Regions from separate parts of the Mus musculus genome. Here region 2 is linked to region 1. A link is a loop called in an ENCODE intact Hi-C map of the cell type or tissue named here. Cell type or tissue: heart. All regions are shown on one strand. Links, peaks and the distances in the headings refer to the core of each region. The heading gives the core; the rest is flanking DNA.

The links. Hi-C counts contacts between places; a loop is a spot of excess contacts. Peaks named below come from ENCODE experiments on the same cell type or tissue, not always from the same donor. Only the 100,000 strongest peaks of a DNase experiment are listed, where the experiment ranks them.
Region 2: it touches region 1 in a loop (10-fold over the local background); 6 of 42 quality-filtered maps call a loop at or near these places.

What each region holds. Positions count from the first base shown.
Region 1 is chr6:118,174,002-118,183,590 of GRCm38, reverse strand. Ret (ret proto-oncogene) reads left to right here. Exons shown (of 19, transcript NM_001080780.1): 3 at 1,479-1,766; 4 at 3,129-3,373; 5 at 4,124-4,319; 6 at 4,924-5,126; 7 at 7,155-7,413; 8 at 7,743-7,868; 9 at 8,474-8,584; 10 at 9,235-9,354. Among named protein-coding and RNA genes, the nearest start is that of Ret, 19 kb to the left of the region's middle. In heart, for the core only: no CTCF peak of the experiment used is centred there; a DNase peak (open chromatin) is centred at 3,670; H3K27me3 peaks cover 1,837 bases.
Region 2 is chr6:118,415,702-118,425,290 of GRCm38, reverse strand. Bms1 (BMS1, ribosome biogenesis factor) reads left to right here and starts at 5,874. Exons shown (of 23, transcript NM_194339.1): 1 at 5,874-6,003; 2 at 6,674-6,882; 3 at 7,713-7,903; 4 at 8,749-8,828. The coding sequence starts at 6,707. In heart, for the core only: a CTCF peak has its summit at 5,452 (motif pointing right); a DNase peak (open chromatin) is centred at 5,740; H3K4me3 peaks cover 1,968 bases; H3K27ac peaks cover 1,167 bases.

The DNA.
Region 1 (9,589 bases), core at 452-8,451:
GCATGGCCTCACAAGTCCTTAAGTTCCAGTCCACACGTGGAGGCAGGGTAGATGAATACTATGATACAGAATTAACTATATCGACAGGATTTGTAGAGTGACTGACCTATCTGACAAGAGCAGTGTCTAAGTTAGAGCTTCCATTGTTGTAAAGAGACACCATGACCAAGGGAACTCTTATGAAGGACAATATTTAATTGGGGCTGGCTTACAGGTTCAGAGGTTCAGTCCATTATCATCATGGTGGAAGCATGGCAGCGTCCAGGCAGACATGATGCTGGAGAAGGAACTGAGAATTCTACATCTTTGTCCCAAAGGCAAACAGGAGAAAGACTGGCTTTCAAGCAGCTAGGAGGAGGGTCTCAAAGCCCAACCCCACAATGACACACTTCCTACTCCAACAAGGCCACACCTCCCAGTAGTGCCCCTCCCTGGGCCAAGCATAGTCAAAACACCACAGCAGCCAGGATAGTAAGATGGGAGGATGCTCGAGGTGCCAACATAGTCTAGATCAGTGATTCTCAGCCTCTGGGTTGAGACCCCTTGGCATGCATAGCAGATATTTACACAATGATTCGTAACAGTAGCAATGTTAGTGTTAGGAGGTAGCAAGGCAATAAGAATTTTATGATTGAGCGTCACCACAATGTAAGGAACTGTGTTAAAGGTCACAGCATCAGGAAGGTTGAGAGCCATGGGTCTAGACAGTTCCTGGAGGAAGTACTCTGCAATGTCTCTTGGTTTCAAAAATACCTTCATTTCCTCTGCGTCCCTCCTGAACCATAGTGGGAAACTGAGGAATGAGAGTCCTTGGGGGGAAGCCAGGGTGGAATGTGCTGTAAACCTGCAGTTCCCTGAAGACCTACACCACTCATGTTTGAGCATGGCCTCGTCCAGTCAGGAAAGAAGCACACAGCAATTTGGACAGTTTGTTCAGAGAATGTTAACCACAACAGGGTCATCATAACAATGTAATACAGGCTAAGGGGAAGCAAACTGAACCCTGTAGCAATCTGCCAGGCCTAAGGCAGAGGCCCAGGGAGATGCCTGCCTCTGCCAAAGGCTAGACCTCACTAAAGTGGGCTGTGGTGCCTCAGTGGTAGAACTTAACTGGAAACTCTTCTACAGAGTATTAATGAAATCTGTGCAAAGCACTTGATTGGTAGGCGGGGTTGGAGGGTGGAGAGTCCAACTCCCAGAGGCCTGCAGGAACCTACACTATGAGGCCACTCACCTGGCAGGACCTGGAAACTTTAGCCCCAGGCAGGGCTTGGGTACTTCTTTCAGGTTGGACCATTTGAGCAGAAACCTGAAAGACAAAAGAGGCAGGTAAGAGGGCTACTGATTTCCATCATCCTGCAGCGGGCGGCGATGGGGAGGTATCAGCTGAGACTTGTGGACCACACTGAACCCTGGAATTCCTGCCCCTCTTCTTGATCCCTCACCTGAAAAGGAGCTGTCTTCTTCTCTTTCTACAGATGGTGGTTTCCCCCTGCTCACCATCTTCCTCCAGGTCTTTCTGGGGTCCACAGCCCAGAGAGAGGGAGAATGCCATTGGCCAGGCTGTACCCGTGTGTACTTCTCCTTCATCAACGACACCTTCCCAAATTGTAGCTCCTTCAAAGCCCAGGATCTCTGCATCCCAGAGACAGCCGTGTCCTTCCGAGTCAGGGAGAACAGGCCTCCTGGCACCTTCTACCACTTCCACATGTTACCCGTGCAGTTCCTTTGTCCCAACATCAGTGTGAAGTACAGTCTCTTAGGAGGTGAGTTCCAGCCTCAAGGGGCTATTCCTTTGTCCTGTTACATGGGAGGCATGGTGCTATAAGCCCTTAGGGTGAGCCACGAGTTCTTTTTGCCACTTGTTGAGTATTCCAGAAGTATCTCTCTTGAATGTCTGTCACCAGCCAAGTAGTGTTGAAGGAAGTTAGGATACAACTGTAAACAAACAAACGATCTGGCGTCTTGCCTGCCTTGAAGCCTCTAGTCATCTGGAGGATAGAGCCCTTGGACACGTCAAGGAATCTAGATGGTTTCTAAGGAGGAGTGAGAAGCTGAGAGAACAGAGAGGTAGGGGCCACTAAACCAAGTGGGTAGGTGCCAAAAGGCTCTGGCCCCAGAAGGTGCTAAACTGAGACCATTTGTAGTTGGACTGCAGTTAGCCACTAGAGAAACAGTGGCAAACAGGGGCAGGCTGGCTATGTCAGGGGAAATGTCAGGGTTTCTTTCCCTAGTGCAGGGGAAACTGTGGAAGTCGGGGGGCAGGTATGAGAAGTCTCCACTTGCATCTAAAAAGGCTTAGTTGGGCTCCTATGTTGGGTACAGTTCGTGCCAGGGTAGTGTATGGTACAGTTAGGGACACGGAAGGGTCCAGGACAGACTCCTGATTGGGAGGATGGGCTGATAGCGAGGCTGGAGTTGGCATGAAAATCGTGGAGCTTCCTGGCTTGCTCTTAAGGAGACCCAGATGGATTCTTCTAAGCTAGAGATGGGGTGTTGAACCCAGTTCCAGGGGTTCTGCTAGCATCCGCAGGCACAGCAGACCTTTCTGGGGAGCTAGCCCTTCTAGCAAAGTGGACCTGTATACTTTGACATCTTGCTTATGTAGAATAAATGAAGGCTTCAAGAAACCAATCAGGTCACAATCGCAGGACACAAACAACAGGAAATCAAATCCCATATCCAGAAATCCTGGTTGGAATGTCAGTCACACCCCTGATGTCCAGTATCTGTTTTCAAGTCATCGAACCGGGATGTTTCTCCCATTGTCTGACACGAGCAAATGTCATGTCTGTGATTTAAAAAAAAACAAAATGGATGACATTGTGAATCTGACCATACCTGGAGCTGGCTCTCTGCCTATCCTCTGCCCTCCTGGGCATCCCCCCTCCAGGCCATGACAGAGACACCTGGCCTTATGTCAACCCTTGTCTGCCCATTTGCATGAGTGAAGGCTCCAGGCACAAAACAGTAGGTGACACAAACCTCACACAGCCTATATTTGGAGTACTGTGTGCCGTCCCCACAGAGCCCACTGCCATCCACTCTGGGTAGAACCATGAGCAAGGGAGGCCACGCCCCATCCCCTACCCAGTGGTCATGCGGTATTCCCTTCTGCTTGGTGACAGGGGATAGTCTGCCCTTCCGTTGTGACCCAGACTGCCTGGAGGTGAGCACTCGCTGGGCCCTGGATCGAGAGCTCCGGGAGAAGTATGTGCTGGAGGCTTTGTGCATAGTGGCAGGCCCTGGTGCCAACAAAGAGACGGTGACTCTGTCCTTCCCAGTGACAGTGTATGATGAGGACGACTCGGCGCCCACCTTCTCTGGAGGTGTGGGCACTGCCAGCGCGGTGGTGGAGTTTAAGCGGAAGGAGGTTGGTCCCACAGTGGCATTTGATTGTCTGGTTGTCTTGTCCTGTGCATGTTTGGTGTTTGTCCCTGTCGGCAGTTTATATTTGATCTGTTTAGCTAGCTGTTCCACTAGCCGTCCAGTCATGTGACCCTCTACTTGTCCTTTGTGTCTTGTCTGTTTGGCTGACTGCCAGCCAGATAGCTGCAGTAAACTGGGCTGGCACTGTGAAGGCCCGAACCTGGGGTGCTTAGATTGTGTATAATGAGGCCAAGGGCCTCATGAGGAGAGCACTGGGGAAGAACACTCAGGCTCACTTGACCTGGCAAAAAGGAGGGTACTCCCTTCTGCTGGCAGCTGGGCAACTTGTCCAGGAGTGTCCTATGAGAGGATGTCCTCGCCCATGCTGCTTTGACCAGCCTAGGTGGTGTGCTACTGCCACCTGCTGGGCTTCAGGCTACTCTGCAGCCTGCTCTTAGGCTCAGTAAGAAGGGTGTTTTGCTTCTCTGGGGAACTAACTAGCTACAGGCTTCCTAGGGAGTGAGAGCAGTATGGGGAAGCGAGAAAGTATCTGATTAGACAACCTTAGAGTAACCCAGTGGCCCTGTGGCTTTGCTTACAAATCTTACCCGAGGCCCTGGGGACAAACATTCAGTTCTGATCGTCTGGCCCTAGGATTGGTTCAAAGAACACATAGTTGGTCTAGTTCTGGGCTGTGCGAGGTCATGTGATCCTCTGACTATACCTGCGCTGACTGGCACTCTGCTTTCTGTAGGGCACTGTGGTGGCCACCCTGCAGGTGTTCGATGCAGATGTGGTGCCAGCGTCTGGGGAGCTGGTGAGACGGTACACAAACACACTCCTCTCAGGGGACTCCTGGGCCCAGCAGACCTTCCGGGTGGAGCATTCGCCCATCGAGACCTTGGTCCAGGTCAACAACAACTCCGTTCGGGCAACCATGCACAATTACAGTAAGAAGCCAACGGCGTGATGTTTTCCCAGAACTTCAGGACACTTGGTATACACACACACACACACACACACACACACACACACTCTCACACACTACAGGAAAACCACATACATTCCATACACCAAAATATGTCCCACTGAGCACACCCATTCCAGGCCCCACACAGTCTGTGTATACAAACACTACCCAAACACCCCATACACAAACTCATTTAAATATGCTAATTTACACCCGCCCACCAGTAAGTAAACACCACACTCATACATTTCATACCCACCTAACACACTACACCCACAAAAGTATACACACTTTGTATACATATCAAACCACAGGACATAATAAACCCCTATATATAAACACACCACACATGTACCACATGTACCGTATGTCTCTCTGGAGCATATGCATGTGTACACACACACACACACTCACACACGAGATCTAGCCGAGTAAAATGTTTAGCTTTTAAATATCAGTACTATTGTAAGACTGCCCACCAGACCTGCAGGGTTGGACGTTGGTGTGGCTATATAGTATGTGGCACAAGACGTGATGATGAAGGATAGTAACTTGTTTTGTCTCCTTGTCGTGCCCGCCTACAGAGCTGATTCTCAACAGGAGCCTGTCTATCTCAGAGAGCCGAGTCCTGCAGCTCGCGGTCCTGGTCAACGACTCAGACTTCCAGGGGCCTGGGGCAGGTGGTATCCTCGTCCTCCATTTCAACGTGTCTGTACTGCCCGTCACCCTGAACCTACCCAGGGCCTACTCCTTCCCAGTGAATAAGAGGGCCCGCCGCTATGCCCAGGTGAGCCCGTGGCCCATTACATGGCATGAGGTTAGGGGGTTCCAAGACTGCAGGCAGGGCTATGGGTGGGTGGCACCTCTTCCCTAGCCCATCCAGTGCAGCGTTAGCATAGGTGGCTCCCTAGTAGAGGGATCCTTAAGCCTCTGTTTACCCCGCTTCACCCTAGAGAGCTCCTAGCCTCTCGTTAGCTCCCAGAGCAAGCCTTCTGATCTTACCGTCTTACTTCTTGGTATCTTTAAAACATTTTTTTTTTTTGCACTAATACAAAACATTTCCAGGTAACCCCGTGTATGCCTACTTGGAAAGATGTTCTTGGCTGTACTGTTAAGTGGAAAAAGTGGTTGGAGGAACCTGGTCTCTGGTGTCTCTGTCAATGCAAAAATACCTTTTTAATGGGGGGAGGGGACTTTAGTGGGTAGCAGACTGTGGTTGGCAGTAGTGGCTTGTGGGAAAAGGCAGGGGTCACATCTGCTTATAGAATTTTACGCGCTAGAGACATCACAAGGTAATGTTCATATTTGTCTTTGGAAAATGATAAATGAAATGGAGAAGTAAAAGATTGGGGTCGTGGTTCAGTGGTATAGATCTGTCCTAGCACGCACTAGGCTCCATCCCCAGCACCGCTAAAAATAAATGAAAATACAAAGAGTAGAAAGTGAGCGGTGGTCTTCATTAAAATGATGAGGATTGAGGGCACATGTCCCTCCCACCCCTTGACCACCAGAGACAGCATTTGCTGCCGTTCTGACTTGTTTCTTCTCAAGCACTCACGGTGTCTGTTTGTTGGTTGCTTTTAGTTCATTTGTGGTTTGCGCACGTGTGTGTGTGTGTGTGTGTGTGTGTGTGTGTGTGTGGTGGGGGGGGGGGGTGTAGAGGGTTGATCTGTCTTCGGACTGTGTTTAGAACAGTCTCCTCTTGTGCCCGGGTCTTTCCAATTCTTAAAGTCGGTTCCAGATTCTCACTCACTCCTGTCACCAGCACACGAAGGACCTGCCTGTAAATAGAGAGAGCCTTTAGCCCTTCTCCAGGGTGAGAACATCAGGTCGGGAGTGGGGATGACAAAGTGAAGGGCTTGAGAAGGGGTTGGAGGTATCAGTTAGAGGCGGATCCACCTGCATTTAAAAGACCTGGGAGCCTCAGTCATTGCCCTGTAGTGATTGGTTTCTTACTGTCTCCATAGTTTTGAACTTGGATATTTTTAAGGGTCCCCCGAGAAGATAGAGGTGAACGTTCTTTGTAAGGGAAAGTGAAGCAACCAGGAGGTTGGATTGTTAGGGTGTCCGTGTGGCTTGGGAAACCCCTGTCCCTGCTCTGGGTCTTAAGAAGCTGCCCCCTAGGTCTGTGCTTGCCCTGAGACACAGGGCCCCACAACCAGGACCACTCCTGCAGCTCTGAGCAACCATAGCTCTCTGGAGTGTATGTGAGATAAAGGCTCAGGGCCTGGCTCCAGAGCCAAACATCCTCAGAAGGGGTCTCTTTCCAGAACCTCTACAGAGGCCTCTTGACCTCAAGTGCAATGACAGCATTGCAGTCTCCCAGCTAGGGCATGGCGCTCTAACAGGTGGGGGGGCGGGGGGAGAGAGACACACAACAGGGGGATTGTGGCCATCACAACTGACTCCCAGTGGTGTGGGTTTCTGGTGAGTTGGTGTTCTTAAGCAAGGTGGGCTTGTAGGTGCTGAGGCTGTAGAACACTGGACATTGAGGAAGGCTGCCATTCAAGCAAAGTTGAGCCAGGTGGTGGTGGTGGTGGCGGCGGCGGCGGCGGCGGCAGCAGCGCACACCTTTAATCCTAGCACTCGGGAGGCAGAGGCAGGCGGATTTCTAAGTTCGAGGCCAGACTGGTCTACAAAGTGAGTTCCATGACAGCCAGGGCTACACAGAGAAACCCTGTCTCGAAAAAAACAAACAAACAAACAGCTAAGTTGAGGGCCGTTCTGCAATTTGCTCTTCCCAAGAGCCCATCCAGCTAAGGTGCACTGGTACGATCCTCCTCCTTCCTCTCCTCCTCCCTGTCCTCCCCTCCAGATCGGGAAAGTCTGTGTGGAAAACTGCCAGGAGTTCAGCGGTGTCTCCATCCAGTACAAGCTGCAGCCTTCCAGCATCAACTGCACTGCCCTAGGTGTGGTCACCTCACCCGAGGACACCTCGGGGACCCTATTTGTAAATGACACAGAGGCCCTGCGGCGACCTGAGTGCACCAAGCTTCAGTACACGGTGGTAGCCACTGACCGGCAGACCCGCAGACAGACCCAGGCTTCGCTAGTGGTCACTGTGGAGGGGACATGTAAGTGTCGGGCTCCAAGGAGGGGTGAGACGTCACAGACAATGTGTTCGCTGTGTCTTTCGGTGTAAACCAGTGATACCATGTGTCCTTTGCTGTGGTCACCCTCATATCCTCCCTGTCAGATGGGCTCAGCAGACAGGAGGCTGATGAGAGCCTCTGGCTCTCGTGTCTAGGTCCCTGCCATACAATACTCTGGTTACCCCAGAACCTGTGGAGTTTCAGTCCAGAGACAGTAGAACTGTTGCTACATTCTGTTCATTGGAGAGGTCTAGAGACTGGGCCCACACCAGCCCCAGTGACCTTGGCTTGTCTGTCTGTCATGCTTCCAGCCATTACTGAAGAAGTAGGCTGCCCCAAGTCCTGTGCAGTAAACAAGAGGCGCCCCGAGTGTGAGGAATGTGGTGGCCTGGGTTCTCCAACTGGCAGGTGCGAGTGGCGCCAGGGAGATGGTAAAGGTAGGCGTGGGAGCCGGCAGGGGGTCGTGGGGGGCACCGGGGAGGAGGGGAAGGGGGGGGGATGTTCTGGCTGCCATCAGGGTTCCTGCAAGGCCTCCTAGTCCCTGCCATGAGCTTCCTTAATCCTTGTCTTCTGACCCTGTCCCTCTTGGGAAACCAGTGCCAGCAGAGAAGGTGGGGCACGTGCCATCTTGTAACTAGCGGTTCCTCAGTTGGATTCAGTCTGGGTTTGGAAGGGTCTATATCAGAGCTGGGACAGATGGGAGACAGAGTGGTTCTTCCAGAAAGTCCCAACTAGGAAGTGTGTCTGCCTCACTGTTGGGTGCACCTCCCGCTCTAAGGCTCCTGTTGGCAATATAGCTTTGACGGATCCTTGCCTTCAAGTGACCTCCTTAAAGGAAGGCTGTCTGCAGTCCTGGGATGCCCAAGCACTTCAGCCCTTGGGAACCCCTTGTCTCATTTCTCGCTGCCGTCTTAGGTGTATGTGGCCTTGCCCCACTTGTCCCTTCATCTCCCTGTCCCAGGAGAGGCAGAGTTGGACCATGACAGAGTCGTGGTGGGATGTGCCCCTGTGGGGTGACAGCCTGCTGTATGCTCCACCACAGGGATCACCAGGAACTTCTCCACCTGCTCCCCCAGTACCAGGACCTGCCCCGACGGCCACTGTGATGCTGTGGAGAGCCGGGATGCCAACATTTGCCCCCAGGACTGTCTCCGTAAGCCCATGCTAGGCCCGTGGTGATGCATCTTATCAGCGTCCGGGAAGGGCAGAGGAGAGGGAGGTAGCAGCAGAGAGCTTGGAAATCCTAACCTCCTCCTGAACATGGATGCCCATCGGAGGCCTCAGGCTGGACGGGGGTATTGTCTGTGCACGAGCTTAGCTTATGTAGGGCCATGGCTTCATCTTAGCACTGAAGAGGAAAAGTGTGTGATAGTAGGTTGAACCAAGCAGGATGGGTCAAGCCAGTCCCACTACCATCTCATTTGAATGTTCGTCGTGTTCCCCCAAGACTGGGCTTTTGTAGCATGGCCTGCCTATCCTTGGCTGACTTGTGAAACTCAAGTCCCTGATCTGCTGGCTCAGAACCCACCTTGCCTCTTATCTATTACTTCCATCTTTACTGTTACTGGGGGCTAGCCATGGGTGATGTCTTCTGGGACCTTAGCAATGACTCTGAGGAGTCTTGGTTCCCCTCCACTTCCATAGACAGTATGGGCGGGGGGGTTATTGTGTTAAACTCTCTGCCCAGATGAGAAGGGCCTCTGAACCTATTGCCTTTGATGGGCCTGAGCTACTGACTCCGAGTTGGGGACTCTGAGGTATCAGGCCACAGCAGGAAACTTAATGTGCCACCTATGTCCTCAGGTGCCGACATTGTTGGAGGACACGAGCGAGGGGAGCGCCAGGGCATTAAAGCAGGCTACGGCATCTGCAACTGTTTCCCTGATGAGAAGAAATGCTTCTGCGAGCCAGAGGACAGCCAGGGTAAGTCATGCCTCCCACACAGTTCCCCAACCTCCCCTAACCCTCAAGGGAGTTCTGAGCAACATTTATGAGGTCCACCAAGGGAAGAGACTGTGGGGGAGGCAGTTAGATTCCCGGGAGGCTCCTCCTTCCCTTTGGGCCCAGTACCGTTGGTGCCCCTGTGAATAGGGGTCAGAGTCCCTCTAAAGCATTTCCTAGCCACAGTTCTTGATGAAGGAAGCTCAGAGAGCAGACC
Region 2 (9,589 bases), core at 876-8,875, 240 kb before region 1:
TGGTGATGGAGATTGGTTCTAACGCTTTGTCTTAATTTGGTTCCCAAATCACACGTATCCAGATACTGAGGGTCCCTGTCTCCAATTGGTATTTGATTGATCAATGAAGAGCCAACAGCCAAAAGCTGGGCAGGATGATAGAGATGAGACTTTTAGGATTCCCAGGCAAGACAGACAGAGGGAGAAGAAGGATTCCACCCTGTAAGGGACGTAGGTGGGACCGTGTGCCATGAAGGAGCCTGCAACATGTAAGAATCCGAGAAAGTGGCCCCAGGGGCTACTCCCCCGATTGGGTCTTGGGCAGCAGAGATAAAAATACAGATTTAGCAAGTATTAATCCAAGAACATCCGAGGGCAGTGTATGTTAGCCGCGGGAAGAATTTGGAAGTGCCCTGCCCTTAAGGTAGTCAAGGCATCTCAAAATATAAATGTGTGTGTGTGTGTGTATGTGTGTGTGTGTGTGTGTGTGTGTTGTTTCATGAATCCAAGCTCTTTGGTGGGAGCAGAGCACATACGACTCATCAGGAACTCAAAGTGGATTAACTATTCACCATTACACAAACCTAACCAAGGAGGCAAAGGACCTTTGTAATGAGAAGCCAACGAAAGAGACTGAGAACACCACCAGAAAAGAAAAAGCTCCCCATGTCTATGCGTTGGTAGAATGAATATTGTGAAAAAGACCACTCTACTAAAAGCCATTTACAGATTCAGTAGAATCCCAATCAGATTTCCCACAGCATTCTTCAAAAATTCGAGGAAATGAAATCCTGAAATTCCTATAGAAGCACAAAAGACCCTAAACAGCCAAAGAAATCCTGAGCAAAAGAACAATGTCAGAAGGATTACCACCCCAGATTTCAAGAGACAGTACAAAACTATAGTAATAAAAGTTATAGTAATGTCACAAAATAAACATAATAAGCCAACGGAACAAAACACAGACATAAGTTCACATAACTACAGACATCTGGCACTTGTCAAGGATAACAAAAACATACACTGGAGAAAAAACAGAATCTTCAAAAAACTTGATATCCACAGACTGAAGAATGAAGTTAAACCCATATATATTACTTTCCACAAAATTTCACTACAAATGAGTCAGAGATCTTGGTATGAAACCTGACATGTGAAACCACTAGAAGTTAACTTAGGTAGATGATGTTGGTGTAGGGAGGGACTTTCTGAATAGAACTCCATTTGCCTAGGAATTCTGGAACCTTTATGATGTGGAGCCTTGCCAGAGGAAGCATCTCACTAATAATTTATAGTCACATTTGATAATTTATAGTCAAATACCACTTCTGGGTCTATATTTCCTGTGTGCAAAAGATGTGACCTTTCAGTTTACCATTTCTACCTGAATAATTTCCCTGTTATTAGGGATACTAGTCCTAAAGTGTAAACCAATTTACACTCTTTTTTTGTTTGTTTTGTTTTGTTGTTGTTGTTGGTTTTTTTTTGTTTTGTTTTTTTTTTTTTTTTTTTGGTTTTTCGAGACAGGGTTTCTCTGTATAGCCTGGCTGTCCTGGAACTCACTCTGTAGACCAGGCTGGCCTCGAACTCAGAAATCCGCCTGCCTCTGCCTCCCAAGTGCTGGGATTAAAGGCGTGTGCCACCATGCCTCTACACTCTTTTTAAGTTGCCTCTAGTCCTGTTTATTTTAGCACACTAATAGAAAATTAATTAATACATTGATTATCCCTCTACACTGAGCATGTAGTCCCTACAATGGCCCATTAGTAGATTCCTGGTTTCCACATGTACCCCAAATTAAATACATATAGTAGAAGATTTGAAATTATAACCCTGTCTTTGGGTTTTACTGCTGTGAACTGACACCATGACCAAGGCAACTCTTAAAAAGAGCAACATTTAATTGAGGCTGGCTTACAGGTTCAGAGGTTCAGTCCATTATCACCAAGGCAGAAGCATGGCAGCATCTGGGCAGGCATGGTATGGGAAGAGCTAAGAGTTCTATATCTTCATCTGAAGGCTGCTAGCAGAATACTGGCTTCCAGGCAGCTAGAACTAGGATATTAAAGCCCACACCTACAGTGACACACCTACTCCAACAAGGCCACACCTCCTAATAATGCCACTCTCTGAGCCACAAATATACAAGCCATTACATTCCACTCCCTGGCCCCAATAGGCTTGTTCAAATGCATGAGTCTATGGGGGCCATACCTAAACATAGCATAATGCAAAGTACATTTAGACCAACTTCCAAAGCCCCCATAGTCCATCACAGCCTCAATAATGTTAAAAGTCCAAAGTTCAAAGTCTCTTCTGACATTCATCCAGTTACTTAACTGTAATCCCCAAAGCAAGACAGGAAACCAGCTGGGCAAACTCCAAATATCTCCATGTCTGATGTCAAAGTGGTCTTCAGATTTCCACTTCTTTTTCATCTATGTAGAACTCAGCCCCCATAGTCTATCACAGCCTCAATAATGTTAAAAGTCCAAAGTTCAAAGTCTCTTCTGACATTCATCCAGTTACTTAACTGTAATCCCCAAAGCAAGACAGGAAACCAGCTGGGCAAACTCCAAATATCTCCATGTCTGATGTCAAAGTGGTCTTCAGATTTCCACTTCTTTTTCATCTATGTAGAACTCAACACACTTCTTTCTCCAGGGCTGGGGTGGTTCCACTCCCTCTTTGCAGCTTTCCTTGGCAGGTATCCCATGGCTCTGGCATCTCAAACATCTTCGGATCTCAAAGGCAACTTCAAATTCACAGCTTCTTGTTCCAATATCTGGGATCTACACACGATCTTGTGGTCTCTTCCAAAGGGCTTGGGTCAAATCTCCAGCTCTCCCCTCTGTAGCATTGTAGGCTCTGGTTGACACCACTCCATTGCTGCTGCTGTTCTTGGTAATCATCCATGGTCTTGGCATCTCTAGTACACTGGTGTCTTCTGCTGCAACTAGGCTTCACCAATAGTCTCTTAAAAGCTCTCTTCACGGTGCCAAGCCTCAAATCCTTTACATGATCTCTTCAGTCCTAGGCCATCAACTATATTCCATGGTCTCTTACAGTGCCAGGCCTCAGCTGCTCTTTATGACCCCTTCATACCTTCAAAACCAGTACCAACTGGGAGACTCTTACACATTACCATGTCCAGCTGCAGCACAAGGTATAAACTTGGTTATATCTGGAACACAGCTTCTTTGTGCTGTCAGAAAAAAATTTCCCAGAAGATTTCACCTCAGTGATGTTGGTTTCTTCTTAGTTACCACTAATTTCTTAGCTCCAGCTACTCGGCATCAATTGTCCCAATCGTCCCTTCTATTCTGGACTCTAATGCCAGAGCTATGTGGGCAAAGCTCCCAAGTTCTGCTGCTTTCTGGGGCTGGACCATAGTCCCTTGTTCTACTACATTATCACCAGCTTTCTGTTTTCCAACTCCTTTACTGCCTAATCTTGTCTGTCCTGGAACTTGCTCTGTAGACTGACTTTGAACTCAGAGATCTGCATGCCTGTCTCCTAAGCACTGGGATTAAAGGTATGTATCACCATGCCTGGACTTAAGCTTTTCTTCACCTAGAACTTGCTGTGTTCTAGGCTGGCCTTGAACTTAGAGATCTGCTTGTCTTTGCCTCCTGGGATTAAAGGGTTGTACTATCATGTCTGGACCTAAATTTAGCTGAGTGGGATCTTGCCCCAAGGTTGCTACTCCCTTAATTCAACTTAATCTCCTCCAACACAGGATTCAGCTTCCTTTCACTTCCTGGTGACATCAGGAGGCAGGGGCAGACAAATCTCTGAGTTCAAAGAGCAAATTTCTACAGAGCAAATTTCAAGCAGCCAGGGCTATACAGAGAAACTCTGGCTTGAACCTCTCCCCCACCACAAAATAGTATCAGTGAACAAAATGGCCTTATCTAGTGTCATAAATGTGACTTGTCTATTTAACTAGAGATACAAACTGTTCACTCAAAAGTTTTTTTATTTATTGAGGATTACATAGAACACATTTTCTAATATTTCAGGACTCACGAGAGCTTACCCCCAGAGAGATACCACATTTGTCATGCACACCAAGCCCCAGCATACTCAAATGTCAACATTCACACCACACGCCTTCAGGCACCTTAACTCCAGTGTCTCAGAATTAAAGTGGATCCCATTCCCTATGTCAAAGGCCATGTCTCTCACCCAACCCCCGTCCACTAACTCCCAGCATCTTTGGGCATCTACTTTGTAACAGAATGTTCTGCAGCTCCATATCTTAGCCATTGCGTTCTAAGCAACCATTTGGGGATAATGAAACAAACATGCTAAAATCTCTTTAGTATGCCTATGAAAAATGTCCTTAGTGTTTAGTGCCTTAAGAAAACTAACTGACTAGTTGTCTAGTTACCTCTCAATGTCAACTTGACACAGTCCAGAGTCATATGATGGTCCAATAAGAAAGTCTCAGTTAAGGAATTGCATAAATCTGATTGGCTTATAGGTATGACTGGAGGGCTGGACTTGATTATTAATTGATTTAGGATAGCCAGGCCCACTATGGGTACCACCATTCCCTGGGCAAGTGATACTGTGCTATGTAAGAAAATAAGGCAAGCATAAGCCTAATGAGTGAGTTAGCAAGCACTATGGTGTCTGCCCTGAGTTCTTCCAGCGTTGGACTGTATGAGAAATTTCTCATAGGCCTCATTTGGTGGTTCAGCTAGGGGGATAGTTGCCAGGCAGGATGACCCTGTCACAGGTTGGGACTGAGGGCTGTTTGACTTGTTCAATAGACACCTCTGTCAGCCATTTGTCCTCAGTTTGCGATCTTACATTCCAATCCTTTTGTTGATGATAAAGGGCAATGTAGTCTTTTCTATAACTACTTCCTGCAGAAATTGGGGCGTTGCTCTGGAATGTGCAGAAAGGCTAGAATGATGGTCACTGGAATGATAGTCAAAGGATGGGGAGAGAGAAATAGGAGGGCCAACCTCACAAACTATCATTTGCTAAACCTTTGATTTTGTTTCATAATTTCCATATGAACCTTTAGAGCTGTTTTGTGTTGGTGTGCTATTAAAAGGTACAAAATGGGAGACTTTGAGGCAACTGAACCCATGTTCTTGGCTCATTGAGGTGAGAGCTGTGTTTTGCATGAACATGCTATTTTGTGGGAACCTGAATCCGTATTCCCAGGCCGCAGTCACTCTTATTTGGCGCAAGGAAAAAACCCTACTTCTTATTCTCCTTGAGATGAGCTCAGTTTTGAGTCCAGCATAACTGTAGCAAATAACCGGGACTGGGGGTTTGAGGGCTATTCCCCAGGACTGGACTGAGTCCTGGGGATGCAAGGCTGAGCACAGAGACACAAGACACACGACACACATAGCCACACATGCACACAAAATGGCAAGCTAAGACGTTTTCTGAAGAAAACGCCCTCTCCAGGAGCACAGAGGAGCACCCTGCCCTCAGCCCGTCGGTCCTGGCACAAGAGGGCAGCAGAGCGCTGAAAACCCGTGAGGACAGCTCTGGCAGCGGTGACAGGGAGCGGTAGCCTAGCGGATGGGGCGGCGGAATTCACAGCTTTCAAGTTGGGACTGGCGATGACTCGGGCGTCCTTCCAGCGTTCCTCTGCTACTCAAATAAGCGGGCCAGGGCCCAGCGCCGCGCGGATCCTCTGAAGCCAGGTCGCGCTGGCTGAGAGCCCGACTCTCAGAGTGGCTGGGACCCGAAGGAGAGGGCAGTCCGTGCGAAATCTGAAAGTGCGCTTGCGCAACCCTCAGCCAACCCAGAGCTTACTTCCGGCTTTCCCCTGAAAGTCGTCCGTCCACGGGTTCCTTTTTTTCCCCTCTTCTTTGCTCGTTTCCCTCCGACGGGTACAAGCAGAAGGACAGTTTCCGCTTCCGGCGTCGTGCTTGCGGGCTGGAGCGGTTGCTGCCGTGAGTCCGAGTGCTTTCGCGAGCCCCGTCGGCTTCCCGGTTCGGTCGGTCCTCGACCTCCCGACAGGCTGCTCCCAGGCTGCGTCTGGGCTGGAAGGCAAGTTTCTCGGCCGCCGGAGAGGTGCTCCCGGGAGTGTGGAGGGCGTGGGTTCGTGCAGTGCTGGATGGGGAGCGGGTCACTCGAGCAGGGAGGGCTCCTGCCCAGCTCGGCTGCGTGTTCTTCTCCCAGCAAAAATAGATCACCGGGAGGGGAAAATGTGCTTCCTCCAGGAGCTGAGAGGCGAGTCTGCTCAGCACTGTTCGGATGTCTTAAACTTGTATGTTTGTTTTCGTTTTAAGTTAAAAGGACACTTCAGCCTAAGCTACCTAGAATAGTAGGCACTAGTCACGTGCGACTAAGTTTAAAATTAATTTAAACTTAAGATAGTTTTCAGTTTCCGAAGGTACGCTTGAAATTCTCTGTAACCACGTGTAGTTCACAAGGCTTCTGTACTGAGAACAGCAGGTAGGATGTATTTCTGTCATTACAAAAAATGAGCACTGTCGAAATGGCTTCAACATAAAACATAAGAAGGATAGTGTTGGTGCTGCTAACTCTTATACTTTATGGCGTAAGAAAGGGACGTGAATTTGAAGATACTGGCTAAACATTTTCTACCTCCATTCAATGAACAAATACATCAGCACTTAAGTAAATTAAATTACTGCCCTCCTGTGTTACCCTGATTATAATTGATTACCACCACCGTCCTCCCTGTTCCGTGTAGGTAAGACTTATTTGTAGTAGATAAATAGCCACCATGGAGACCAAGGACCACAAGAAACATAGGAAGAAGCACAGTGGGCCTAAAGCTGAGAAGAAAAAGAAACGGCACCTGCAAGACCTACAGCTTGGAGATGAAGAGGATGCCCGGAAGAGAAACCCCAAAGCTTTCGCAGTGCAGTCAGCTGTGCGGATGGCGAGGTCCTTTCACAGGTGTGTTTACCTGGGGTTAGTGGGTCTTCCCTTAAGTACTGGGAGCCTCTCCCAGATGGCATTTGCCTTGTGAGTCTTAACTCAGGTCTGAAGGACGTAGGCATGCCATAGTAGGCATGCCGTATGGCTTTTCCTAAAATGTCAGAGCTCTGTCAAAGAAACATTTTCCCTCTAACACCTGCCCTTTGCCTTTCCCCACTTTTTTCTTTGTTTTCTTTCTTTCTGTCCTTCTTTCTTTCTTGTCCAAGAAGAAGAATTTACACAATTTAGATCACACACAAAAAAATCTCCTAAACTTTGCATATCTCCATGGCAGTTAAAGTGTTGGTGGTTCCCCCCCAATACTTTTAATGTAAAATACTAAAATAACTGTATTTAGGGAGATAATAATATATAGCCAGCAGTTTTCTTTAAATGTTACCTAATTGAATTCTTTCAACAGCATTAAGAAGTTAGGAATTATTCTCATCTGTGGATAAGAAAACAGATTCAGAGCACAAGTTCAATAGCCAGTTGATAGAACATTTACCCTGTCTCCTACACCTGACTTGTTTTATAACATCTCGTCACTATGGTTCCCCTTAATTCTCTTAAACATTAAAGCCAAGTCAGTGTCATGATGTGTTTGATTATTAACTTTATTTTTTAGTCATCTGTTTTATCTTTACTGAAGAATAACTTTTGGGTGAGGAGGGGGTTAGAAGTTAACCGGTTAAAATAAAGTTAATTGGATCCATGTATTATCTGGTCTCTATACCATCTGGACTTTTAAAAGATCTTTTGTGTTTTGGAAGTAAACTTTGTTTTGTTTTATTTTTGTAAACACATAGGACTCAGGACTTAAAGACGAAAAAGCATCACATTCCAGTGGTTGACAGAACTCCACTGGAGCCCCCACCAATAGTGGTAGTGGTGATGGGACCTCCAAAAGTTGGAAAGAGCACTTTGATACGATGCCTGATTCGGAATTTTACCAGACAGAAATTGAGTGAGATCAGAGGCCCTGTGACAATTGTGTCAGGTAGGGAGTGCCTCCATAGACTGCTGTGCCAAGGGATTGCTGTTTGGTCAAACAGAATATATAACACCGATGTTGTTACATCCGATTACCACATGGTTGCTTTTACTGACTTGCCTGTAACTCAGAAGGTAACTTCTCAGACATACAATGCTGATGTGCACCTCCTCAGTCTGACTGCTTGGTCTGCTTTGCCAAGTGTGCTTCGTGGAAAGGCCTAGGACTGGGTCTTGTTACTGTGAGCCCATTCATTTAACAATAAGTGAGCTCCCATATACCCCACACATCACTTTCCTTCTCAAAGCTACTCTGCGATAATTTGTGCACTTTTGTTTGTTTTTGTATTTGAAGCAGGGTCTCTCTATGTAGCTCTGGTTCTCCTGGAACTTGGTATATAGACCAGGCTGACCTCCAGTCTGGCTCCAGAGTGCTGGGATTAGATTTTGGGTGCTTCAGTGAGAGAAGATGAAGTAAATTCTCCAAATGGTAATGTTAGGAACTGAAGTGCCTTGTTAAAGAAGTGATGGAGTAGGACATTTCTTTATCTTTGGGACATCCTTGATCACTGTGTTTATAGTAATAGTACAGGAGCATATGCCTGTCCCGTGGACATGCTGCTAGGTTAGGTTTGATGGTTTTAGCTGTATTGAGAGTGTAGAGATTTTGATGGAGATAAAGAGAGTGGCCTGTAGCTCAGCAGGATCATGGGCATTAGTTATAAACTGTCTAGAGTTGTACTGTAAAGGTATGTGGTATTTTACAGTTAAAAACAAGAACATTATAAAGTTAATGGATAGGGTATTCTCAAGTTTTTTTAAAATGTAAAAGTTTCATCCTTGTACTTACAGGTAAAAAGCGCAGACTTACAATTATTGAGTGTGGGTGTGACATCAATGTAATGATTGATCTAGCTAAAGTAGCAGATCTGGTAAGTCAATAGGGTGACCTGGGTTCCCAATGGAGAGTGTGACAATGTGATGGGTTATTTATCTCATTTGCAAGGAAATACTTGTGATTATTCAGGAAAGATAGGATAGAAGTGGTTGAAATTATGGCAACCATTGATACTGTCAAAAAAATGGAATGTGCATGAACACATTCTCAAACCTAAAGAAATGCATAGGGTGAGAAAATATTGGACAATATTAGTATATGATACACACATGCACACATATGTACAAGACAGGATTATATCGATACATACATACACATATACATGTATAAGACAAGATTGTCAGTGCACACATGCACGCACACATATACTTGCTTGCACAATGCCTGCCATTTCTTGAATGCTTCCTAGATACTATGCTAACGGCTTTCTGTCAATTTAGTTCACATAACCACTAATGTGCTCCTTCAGGTATTATGTGCACTTTACGTATAATGAAATTGAGGCTCCTAACAGTTAAGGTCATTGTTTTGGGATGAACCCTTCCTATTTCTTTCTTGTTTTGTTTTGAGACATGATTTCGCTGTAGTCCTAGCTGTCCTGGAACTACTCTGTAGACCAGGCTGTTCTCAAACGCAGAGATCCACCTGCCTCTGCCTCCTGAGTGCTGGGATTAAGACAGGTGCTAGGATTGAGCGGGAATCGCCATTCCCTTTTCTTTTTGAGCATAAGTTTTCGTTTTGTAGGATCTTCGTTGTCTCACTGTTTGAATGCTTCCCACGTTTGTATACAGAATT